Regions from separate parts of the Homo sapiens genome. Here region 1 is linked to region 2. A link is a loop called in an ENCODE intact Hi-C map of the cell type or tissue named here. Cell type or tissue: right lobe of liver. All regions are shown on one strand.

Region 1 (5,000 bases), 190 kb after region 2:
CATAGAATCTAGGTTGCCAAGATAGATTCCTCAGCTCTTTTATTTATTTTTTGAGACAGGGTCTCCCTCTGTCACCCGGGCTGGAGTGCAGTGGCAGTGTCTGCTCACTGCAACCTCCACCTCCCGGGTTCAAGTGATTCTCCTGTCTCAGCCTCCTGAGTAGCTGGGATTACAGGCACCTGCTACAACACCTGGTTCATTTCTGTACTTTTAGTAGAGACGGCTTCACTGCGTTGGCCACGCTGGTCTCAAACTCCTGACCTCAAGTGATCTGTCTGCCTCAGCCTCCCAAAGTATTGGGATAACAGGCAGTGAGTCACTGCACCCAGCCAGATTCCTCAGCTCTTGATCTTAACTTGGTTGGGTTTGAGCTTGGACAACAGAGGCAATACATTAAGACTTCAAAGGAGATCTAGCTTTAATTCCAAAGTGAACAATATCTGATGAGCTAATAATTTATACCAAAATGTGCCTTTTAAACACAACTTATCTTGAGACTAAAATCCAAGAAGCTTCTTGGCTTGATTCTGAGGATACACTGGGAAAGGTGGTAGGTTGATTTTTTCTGGTTCCTTCTGTATATATGTAGAAGGGATTCTGGGAAATTCTGGCCCTTGCCAGGATGGAGGCTTGAACCAACTCATCTCCCAGGGTACTTTTTTTTTTTTTTTTTTTTTTGAGACGGAGTCTCACTCTGTTGCCCAGGCTGGAGTATAGTGGTGCAATCTCAGCTCACTGCAAGCTCCGCCTCCTGGGTTCAAGCCATTCTCCTGCCTCAGCCTCCCAAGCAGCTGGGACTATGGGCGCCCGCCACCACGCCCAGCTATTTTTTTTATATATTTTTAGTAGAGACGGGGTTTCACCGTGTTAGCCAGGATGGTCTCGATCTCCTAACCTTGTGATCCGCCTGCCTCGGCCTCCCAAAGTGCTGGGATCACAGGCGTGAGCCACCGAACCCGGCCCTCCCAGGGTATGTTTCTAATGATGTTCCCCTGGAACAAGCTTTCCTGCACCATCTTTGTCTCAAATCCCTGAGATAGTTCTGCAAACTTCTAGAACTTTCCTAGGGTTCTTATTGCTTGGAAGAGAACATATGTAAAGGCGTTAAATAGGGAAAAGAAAATGTCAAAAATGTTTAAGCAAAAATAAGTCAAAATGTAGTTACTTCTTGCACATGAGAATCTGATTTCTGTAGCAATGAAAATTTTTAATTTGAATAAAAATCACGTAAGCATGAGGTTGTTGGGGAACACGGAAAGGAAGGGCTCAGATTAGGGGGTGTAGCACATTTATCAGGAGGTAAGATCTCCATAGTCTCCTACCCCTCCTGGCCTGGCCTTTTACTGTGGTATCCAGCCTCTGGGAAGACCTTGTATGGACAGTATCTCCACTGGGGCTATCACTAGGTGACCAGGTAGGGGACAGAGTAGAGCAGCCAATGACCTTAACTCAAAATCTTTTCTCTCCCTTCAACCTGTGAAAAAAGATGACTGGGCACATACTCAGATGTCCCCTGGCATAGCCACATCTTGTTGGCCAGTCACAAACACCAGCTCTAGTAAGAGGGCCTGGTTAAAGATATCATAAACAGCTTTCTCCATGTCCCTGGTCCCTGGAGTCAGTGATGTCGGCATTTGGGACTGCGACCTGGCTGGAGCTTGGATTTGCCCACATCAATCAATGCTTCTCCCTGGCTTCAGAGAAAACTTTCCCATAATAAGCAGTCAACGTGTTAGCGATGGAGCCAGGAATAAGCTCCTTGGGGCCTGGGAGTCATTAGATGAAATATTCCTCTTTCTCGCTGCCCTTGGCCAAGTCACTCTCCATCTGGACGATGGCACTGGGCTCACCTTCTGTAGGTTCATAGGTGACGTAGCTGCCTTTGTTCTTGTACAGGTAAAAGAAGATCAAGATCACGACCGAGAGCAGGGTGAGGAAGACAACGGTGATAACAACTTGGAAAGGAGAGGGAAAATGTAGAGATGTTTCAGGATTGAGGATGTCTCAGTAGTTCCTGGAGTCATCTGATTTAGTCACTGTTTTCGTAAAGATCCTCTTGTTTTCATTAACTAGTGTCCACTTCCATCCAAACCCATGTTCCCCCACCAACCCCAATTTCCATGGCACATAATAGCTGGAGTCTCCTGGTGCTTAAGCTAAGGACACATGCTTTTGATTTCTGACAAAACTGAACTGCCTCCCAAACCAGTTCCTGATTCTTAAAGAAACGGGAAGGAGGGAACAGGAAATGGCTTATCCTAACAGGAAGTGGTTTATCTGATCCTCCCCCTCTTCCTCACCCACTCAACCAACCACATATATCCTCGTCCCTACCCACGTACTCAAGTGTAACGTCCGTATGCATATCTATTTGCGGCCACCTCCCAACCTGTCATTTACTGGTAGTGCCTCTGACAGAAGCCTCCGAGTCTTTTATGGCTGTGTGTGTGTGTGTGTGTGTGTGTGTGTGTGTGTAATATAACTTACAAGCCAGAGTGAGCCCATTAATGGATTTGGTCAGGCTCCCTCTGGAGAGAGATGCCCTTGATCCAGAAGGTCCCTTGGAGTTGGCTCAGAGTCTATTACCTGCAATGAGTGCTGTGCTGGCTCCATCTTCTGGGGACAGGGCCTCAGTGGGCTGTAAAATTGGGGTGGTCATCAGTTCTTCTGGAAAATGTAGAAAAGTGGAAAAGGAAATGGAGTGAATTCTTTTGTTTGAAAGCATATGTTTGGCCTTCAAATTTCACCACCCCACCTTCTTCCCTATTCAAAAGTTTATCATTTAACTCCTAGAGTATATCCAAATAGAAAATCCTAGAGAATAAAGAAGAAAATAAACCACCACCCAAAGACAATATGTTGATGGATTTCTCCCTGCATAATATAGTGATTAAGAGTAGGGGCTATAGAGCCTGACAGACTGGGTTTCAAATATGAACTCTGTCCTTTACTAGCTGTGTGACCTTGGGAAAATTACCTAACCTCTATCTGCAAAATGGAGGTAAGAGTACCTACTTTAAAACGTTGTTGTGACATTTAATAAGTCACTCAGTAGGATAAGCCATTATTAGGAATGCATATTTTTACAATAAGTGAGATCAAATGAGTTGTATGTGTATATATTTACATTATATTATATAGCATGTGCATTTTCTTGCAGCATTCTTACTAATTCTTTGTAAACATTATTTTAACATAATGAAATAGTGCTCCTCTCCTATTAAAAACCCTTTTCTACACTTCCAGGATAGGCCCTGCAATTTGAAAGGTTCTGAAACAGGCCTCTCCTCTACCCTAAAATAGATCCTGCACCCCCTCCTGCTACGGGTTTATTTATCCTTCAGAGCGTGAAAGTCCCACCCTAAAGTCATTACCCAGGGACAGAACATGACAAAATGAGTGGTCTCCAGAAGTCCCTTTTAAGTGTTTACACAGGAAGTCAGGAAGCCCTTCCATTCTTTCCTATTAGCATTTTAATGTAGAGGTTACTGCAGGATAGAGGTCTCCTGGGGAAAACCAGCTGGCTGATCCTGGCAACACCCACAGGAGGCACCCCGACCTGACTGGCATCCCATAAACAGCAACACTCACCCACTGCCTCCTCTTTGCTAGGCCCTGTGCTAGATGAAAGGTCGAGCAAAACAGACACGGCCAGCTTCCCGAGGCTCACCCTCCACTGCACCCCACAGCTTGCACGGTGAGGAGCTGCTGTAAGTGCACTTAGGAAAGTGTGCAGCCGAGGGGCCTGATCTAGTCTTCCAGCCAGAAGCGACCCCCCAAGGGAGGAATATCTGACCTGGGAGCTGAAGCAGGGGTAAGAGTTTACCGGGTAACAGGGATGGGGCACATTCTAGGCAGAGAGAAGAGCCTGGGTCAAAGCTCTGAGACCAGGGGACTCAAAGGCCAGCGTGGCCCGAGCGCGGTGTGAGCATGACTCCCGTCCAGTGCCTGACACGTTCAGGTTTCCATCCACAGCAAGTGAAATGAGGGTATCAGTGGTGGTCTGGTGGGCCTATGCTAAGAGGGGCCAAGAGTGTTGAAGGGTCTTTCCACGCGGGCCCAGGGGAGCCTGATGAACCATCCTCATCTTGCAATACAGAAAGCAGAGGCAGGCTGTCCAGAGCGCTTCCTCTCCCAAGGCCAGGCCAAACCTTTCTCTCTGGTCCCCTCTTTGTCTAGGAATGGTAGTACCCTCAACCACTCTGGCCTTGGGCGAATGGTTACTGTGGTGTTTTACACACACACACACACACACACACACACACACACACTCTCTCTCTCTCTCTCTCTCTCTCTCTCTCTCTCTCTCTCTAGGTTTTCATCCAGTTCCTGGCTCCTAATTCCCACAGCCCGTTAGCCTTGTGTTATGATGTGGGTGTGTCACACCGCAGGAGCGGGCCTCAGGAAACAGCATCTCTCCAGCCTTCTCCTGCCCTTCCCTTCACCTGCCCCAAGGCAGGACTCTAATCTTCCTCTGCCTTTCCCATAGTGGGTCATAAGATCCTCATTCCAGAGGGAGAATTTGGGAAGGGAATGCTGACATCATGAAGCTTCCATTAAAAACCCAAGAGGACTGGCCTCAGAAAGCTTCCGCATAGTTGAACATGGCTGGACATGGTGGCTCATGCCTGTAATCCCAGCCCTTTGGGAGGCCAGGGTGGGTGATTTCCTGAGCCCAGGAATTTGAGACCAGCCTGGGAAACATGGCGAAATCCTGTCTCTACCAAAAATACCACAAAAAAAAAAAAAAAAAAAAAAAAAAAAAAATAGCCAAGTATGGTGGTGTGCACCTGTAATCCCAGCTACTTGGGAGGCTGAGGAATGAGAATCGCTTGAGCCCAGGAGGTGGAGGTCGCAGTGAGCTGAGATCGCGCCACTGAACTCCAACCTGGGGGATAGAATGAGACCCCATCCAAAAACAAAAACAAAAACAAAACCCCAAAAACAACTAGCTGAACATGCAGAAGTTCCCGGAGGGTGACGCACCAGGGAGGGCGTGG
Region 2 (5,000 bases):
CCCTTAGTGATATTTAGCTGCTGAATGGACTAGTCTGGAAAGTCCAATATCACTCTTATGTCTGGTGCCCTGGCAGGGATGGCTACACGGCTAGAACTGTCAACCAGAGTGCCCAGATGTGGCTTCTTCAGTATGGCAGCCTCAAGATAGTGGGACTTCTAACTTGGGAGCTCAGGGCTCCAAGAGTGAGGGGTTCTAGTAAGAATCTACATGACTTTATAACCTTGTCTTGAAGGTCACATAGAGTCACTGCTGCTCTGTCCTATTGATTGAATCAGTCACCTAGAATGAAAAAAGGGCAGGATGTAGACCTCAGCTCTCCATGAGACAAGTGCCAGAGAATTTGAGGTCATGTTTTAAAACCACCAAACACGTAGATAAATAAATTAAAAAACAAATCGTGGCCAGGTGCAGTGGCTCACGCCTGTAATCCCAGCACTTTGGGAGGCCGAGGCGGGCAGATCACAAGGTCAGGAGATTGAGACCATCCTGGCTAACACAGTGAAACCCTGTCTCTACTAAAAATACAAAATACTAGCTAGGCGTGGTGGCGGGTGCCTGTAATCCCAGCTACTTGGGAGGCTGAGGCAGTAGAATCGCATGAACCCAGGAGGCAGAGGTTGCAGTGAGCCGAGATCGCGCCACTGCAGTCCAGCTTGGGTGACAGAGCGAGACTCTGTCTCAAAAAAAAAACAACAAATCAGTTGCCTTTTACATACTGGGTCCACATAAGGACTGTGCTATAGTTAGATTGTCAACATCACATATAGTGTCCTGGTCAGGCTGCAACTCTCTCCAAAGCATGCTCTTCACATGCTTTAGTTCAAAATGAGTCATTATATCTGATTGCTGCGTGGCAGGCTATTCTGCTAGTCCTTCCTTTCACATCCCATTTCAGTAATGGTGCTTGAAATTGTGCTTCAGTGTGTCTTATAAACTTTGGTCTGAGAGTCACTTAAGAGAAAGGGCTGACTGTAGTGGCTCTCACCAGTAATCCCAGCACTTGGGGAGACTGAAGCAGGAAGATTGCTTGAGACCAGGAGTTTGAGACCACCCTGGGCAATATAGCAAGACCCGTCTCTGCAAAAAAATTAAAAACTTAGCCAGGCATAGTGGCCTGTGCCTGTAGTCCCAGCTACTCAGTAGGCTGTGGTGGGAGGATTGCTTGAGCCTAGGAGGTCGAGGCTGCAGTGAGCTGTGATCTTGCCACTGTACTCCAGCCTGGGTGAGAGAGGGGACCCTGTCTCTTAAAAAAAAAAAAAAAAAAAAAAAAACTGAAAAAGAAAAAGAACACTGAGGTAGGGAAATAGTGTCTCCATCTCTTCTTCCTAGTATTCATGTCTACCAAATGCTTTCTTTGGCTTCCTCTGAAAGAAGCCAGTTTCAGCAAGTGAGTTTGTGATTCTTTCTCCTTTCAGGTACCTGTTTCCCAGGCAACTACTGATCAGGCATTTCTGGACCCCAAAACAACAAACTGATTTCTTAGATATCTATCATGCTTTCCGGAAGCAGTCCCACCCAGAAATTATTAGTTATTTAGAAAAGGTCATCCCTCTCATTTCTGATGCAGGACTCCGGTGGCGTCTGACAGATCTGTGCACCAAGGTATTCCTGCAGTTAACCCTTCCTACAAATGTGGAATCTTGTTAGATTCAGTGTGCACTAAACTAGGTAAGAGGAGTAGTCAGGACTTTCCTAACATCTACAAATCTCTTACCTCTTCCAAGATACAGCGTGGTACCCACCCAGCAATACATGATATCTTGGCTCTGAGAGAGTGTTTCTCTAACCATCCTCTGGGCATGAACCAACTCCAGGCTTTGCACGTGGTGAGCACTTTGAGGGCTTCTCTTTTCCATAGCATCACCATGTTTCAGGTGTTTGCTTGAGCTCATACTATTTGCCTTTCCCCTCCTATGTGGTTGTGTTACAGAAAGCCTTGAGCCGGGCCATGCTTCTCACATCTTACCTGCCTCCTCCCTTGTTGAGACATCGTTTGAAGACTCATACAACTGTGATTCACCAACTGGACAAGGCTTTGGCAAAGCTGGGGATTGGCCAGCTGACTGCTCAGGAAGTAAAATCGGTAAGAGCTTGATTGCAACATCAACCCTCAACCCTTGGTGTGCTTTTGAGCCTATGGCAGGCCGGAGGTTTACAGGGGCTCCTTGTCTTGTTTGTTTATAGAACCCAGCTTCTTTATTCTCTCACTTCATTTATTTATTTATGATTTATTTTTATTTATTTATTTATTTTGAGACAGAGTCTCATTCTGTTGCCCAGGCTAGAGTACAGTGGCACAGTCTTGGCTCACTGCAACCTCTGCCTCCCGGTTCAAGTGATCCTCCTACCTCAGCCTCCCAAGTAGCTGGATTACAGGTGTGCACCACCACGCCCAGCTAATTTTTTGTATTTTTAGTAGAGATGGTTTCACCATGTTTGCCAGGCTGATCTCAAACCCCTGGCCTCAAGAGATCCATCAACCCAAAGTGCCGAGACTACAGGTGTGAGCTACCGCACCCAGCATATTTATTTATTTTTCAGTCTCACTATTTTAACCAAGCTGGTCTTGAACTCCTGGCCTCAAGCAATCCTCCCATCTTGGCCTCCTAAAGTGCTGGGAATACAGCCGTGAACCACTGTGCCCGGCCTTTTTAAAAATTATTTTTTAATTAGCCAGGAGTGGTGGCACATGCCTGTAATCCCAGGTACTTGGGAGGCTGAGACATGAGAATTGCTTGAACCCAGGAGGTGGATTGCAGTGAGCCAAGATCGCACCACTGCACTCCAGCCTGGGTGATAGAGTGAGACTCTGTCTCAAAAAAAACCCAAAAAATAAAATAAAATTATTTTTTATTTTTGTAGAGACAGGGTCTCACTATGTTGCCCAGGCTGGTCTTGAACTCCTGGGCTCAAGTGATCCTCCCGCCTTGGCCTTTCAAAGTGTTGGGATTACAGGCATGAGCCACTGCGCCCAGCTCCTCACCTCATTTCTGTGTCTTTTTTCTCAAGAAACTTAGCTAGGGGGAAGGAATTGCCCACAGAAATTTTGGTTTGTATTTCTTTTCTTCTGGCACTTCAGAAAGCAAGGATACTGCAGTTTAGACCTACTATTTTAGCTTATATAGGACTCTTTGCTTTTGTCATCTTGTCCATCACTAGTTTTCAAATTGCCATGAGGAAAGGCTTCATGTGGGAATGAGATTGTAACTTTTTTTTTTTTTTTTGAGACAGAGTCTCGCTCTGTTGCCCAGGCTGGAGTGCAGTGGCATGATCTTGGCTCACTGCAACCTCCGCCTCCCAGGTTCCAGTGATTCTCCTGCCTCAGCCTCCCGAGTAGCTGGGACTGCAGGTGCATGCCACCACGCCTGGCTAATTTTTGTATTTTTTAGTAGAGATGGTGTTTCACCATATTGGCCAGGCTGGTCTCCAACTCCTGACCTCGTGATCCGCCTACCTCGGCCTCCCAAAGTGCTGGGATTACAGGCACGAGCCACCGTGCCCGGTGAGATTGTAACTTATTTAAAGGAGATTTAGGATTGTTTGTGGATTTCCATTTCCTTGGCATAATCATTCTATGATTATTAAGGACCATTTCTGTTCTGAGTGGTATAGGCTTGTTATCTCCGTGGCCTGAATTCTACGCATATTGGTGAAGATAGGTGTCGAACTTGGCTGGGAGAATGGCTGCAGATTTCCTGCAGCCTGAAAGGTAAAACACATTTCTGTGGTTATACCACTAAAATCCAAGTCACTTTTGTATTTTATTCTGAGGTCATTTTGGAGTTAATTATTGAGTACTGTGAGACATATATATACATACATCTAATTGAAAGGGCACAAACTCACATGCCTACTGCATGCCCGGCAGGTAACGAAGTAGGCCATAAGACAAGAGGGAGTAGTGGGGACTGTGGAAACCTAAGAGTGAATGCATGCTAGTGTGAATTTTCCAACCTTGGCACTTCCTTATGGGGGGAATATCCTGTGCTTTATTTATTTATTTATTTATTTATTTTGAGACGGGGTTTCGCTCTTGTTGCCCAGGCTGGAGTGCAATGGTGCGATCTCGGCTCACCGTAACCTCTGCCTCCTGGGTTCAAGTGATTCTCCTGTCTCAGCCTCCCAAGTAGCTGGGATTACAGGCATGCACCACCACGCCCAGCTAATTTCGTATTTTTTTTTAGTAGAGACCAGGTTTCTCCATGTTGGTCAGGCTGATCTCGAACTCCCGACCTCAGGTGATCCGCTGGCCTCGGCCTCCCAAAGTTTTGGGATCACTGGCGTGAGCCACCATGTCCAGCCTATCCTGTTCTTTATAGGTATTTATTATAGCAGTATCCCTAGCCTCTACCCACTAGATGCCAGTAGCACCCCTTCACCCACAGTTGTCTCAACCAAAAATGTCTCTAGACATTGCCAAATGTCCTAGGGGTGGGGAGGAGAGAGGCAGGATTGTCCCCGTTGAGAAGTACTGGTCTAAAGGCATTCAAACTCAGAAAAAAAACAGTCTGCTGACCAAACACAAAGCATCTGAGGGTATGTATTAGGCTTGTTTGCCCCCTGTTTAGGCTAGGTCTTGATGTTTTGTGGGCCTTTGGATGTTAGGGTAGGCCTACTAATCTTGAAGCTGAGAAATGTCCCTAGAGCACCAACTTCTACCAGAAGAATCCCAACGCGACTGGTGTTTAGTACCATTACCATCTCTGAATTTTCTACTGCAATCACATGAGAAATAGAGGATGAGTTGATACGAATATATAGTAGAAGGAAAGGAAGGCATGCATACAGGGGCTGAAACAAAGAAGGGGAACTTTGAGAAAAACAGCTTCTTCATTCCACCCCTCCCTGCACTTGGCTTCCTGCCTCCAGGCTTAAGCCATATATAACAAGGCAGTTATAAGGCAGTGTTCCCAAGCCAAACCACTAACACTGTGTTTTCAGAAGCTGAGCTGTCTCTCTTGCTGCACAACGTGGTCCTGCTCTCCACCAACTACCTT

Evidence for each region. Peaks named below come from ENCODE experiments on the same cell type or tissue, not always from the same donor. Only the 100,000 strongest peaks of a DNase experiment are listed, where the experiment ranks them.
Region 1: it touches region 2 in a loop (2.3-fold over the local background); 41 of 110 quality-filtered maps call a loop at or near these places.

The regions. Positions count from the first base shown.
Region 1 is chr12:51,244,165-51,249,164 of GRCh38, forward strand. SMAGP (small cell adhesion glycoprotein) reads right to left here. Exons shown (of 4, transcript NM_001031628.2): 3 at 2,587-2,667; 4 at 394-1,955. The coding sequence ends at 1,777. It also overlaps a transcript of DAZAP2 not described here. Among named protein-coding and RNA genes, the nearest start is that of DAZAP2, 7.8 kb to the left of the region's middle. RefSeq lists enhancers at 3,285-3,786, 3,787-4,286, 4,287-4,788. In right lobe of liver, a CTCF peak has its summit at 2,615 (motif pointing left); a DNase peak (open chromatin) is centred at 2,377; H3K27ac peaks cover 1,805 bases.
Region 2 is chr12:51,054,417-51,059,416 of GRCh38, forward strand. It overlaps LETMD1 (LETM1 domain containing 1), which reads left to right. Exons shown (of 9, transcript NM_015416.5): 5 at 1,419-1,605; 6 at 1,728-1,829; 7 at 1,934-2,086; 8 at 3,616-3,712; 9 at 4,945-5,000. Among named protein-coding and RNA genes, the nearest start is that of LETMD1, 8.6 kb to the left of the region's middle. In right lobe of liver, no CTCF peak of the experiment used is centred here; a DNase peak (open chromatin) is centred at 2,045.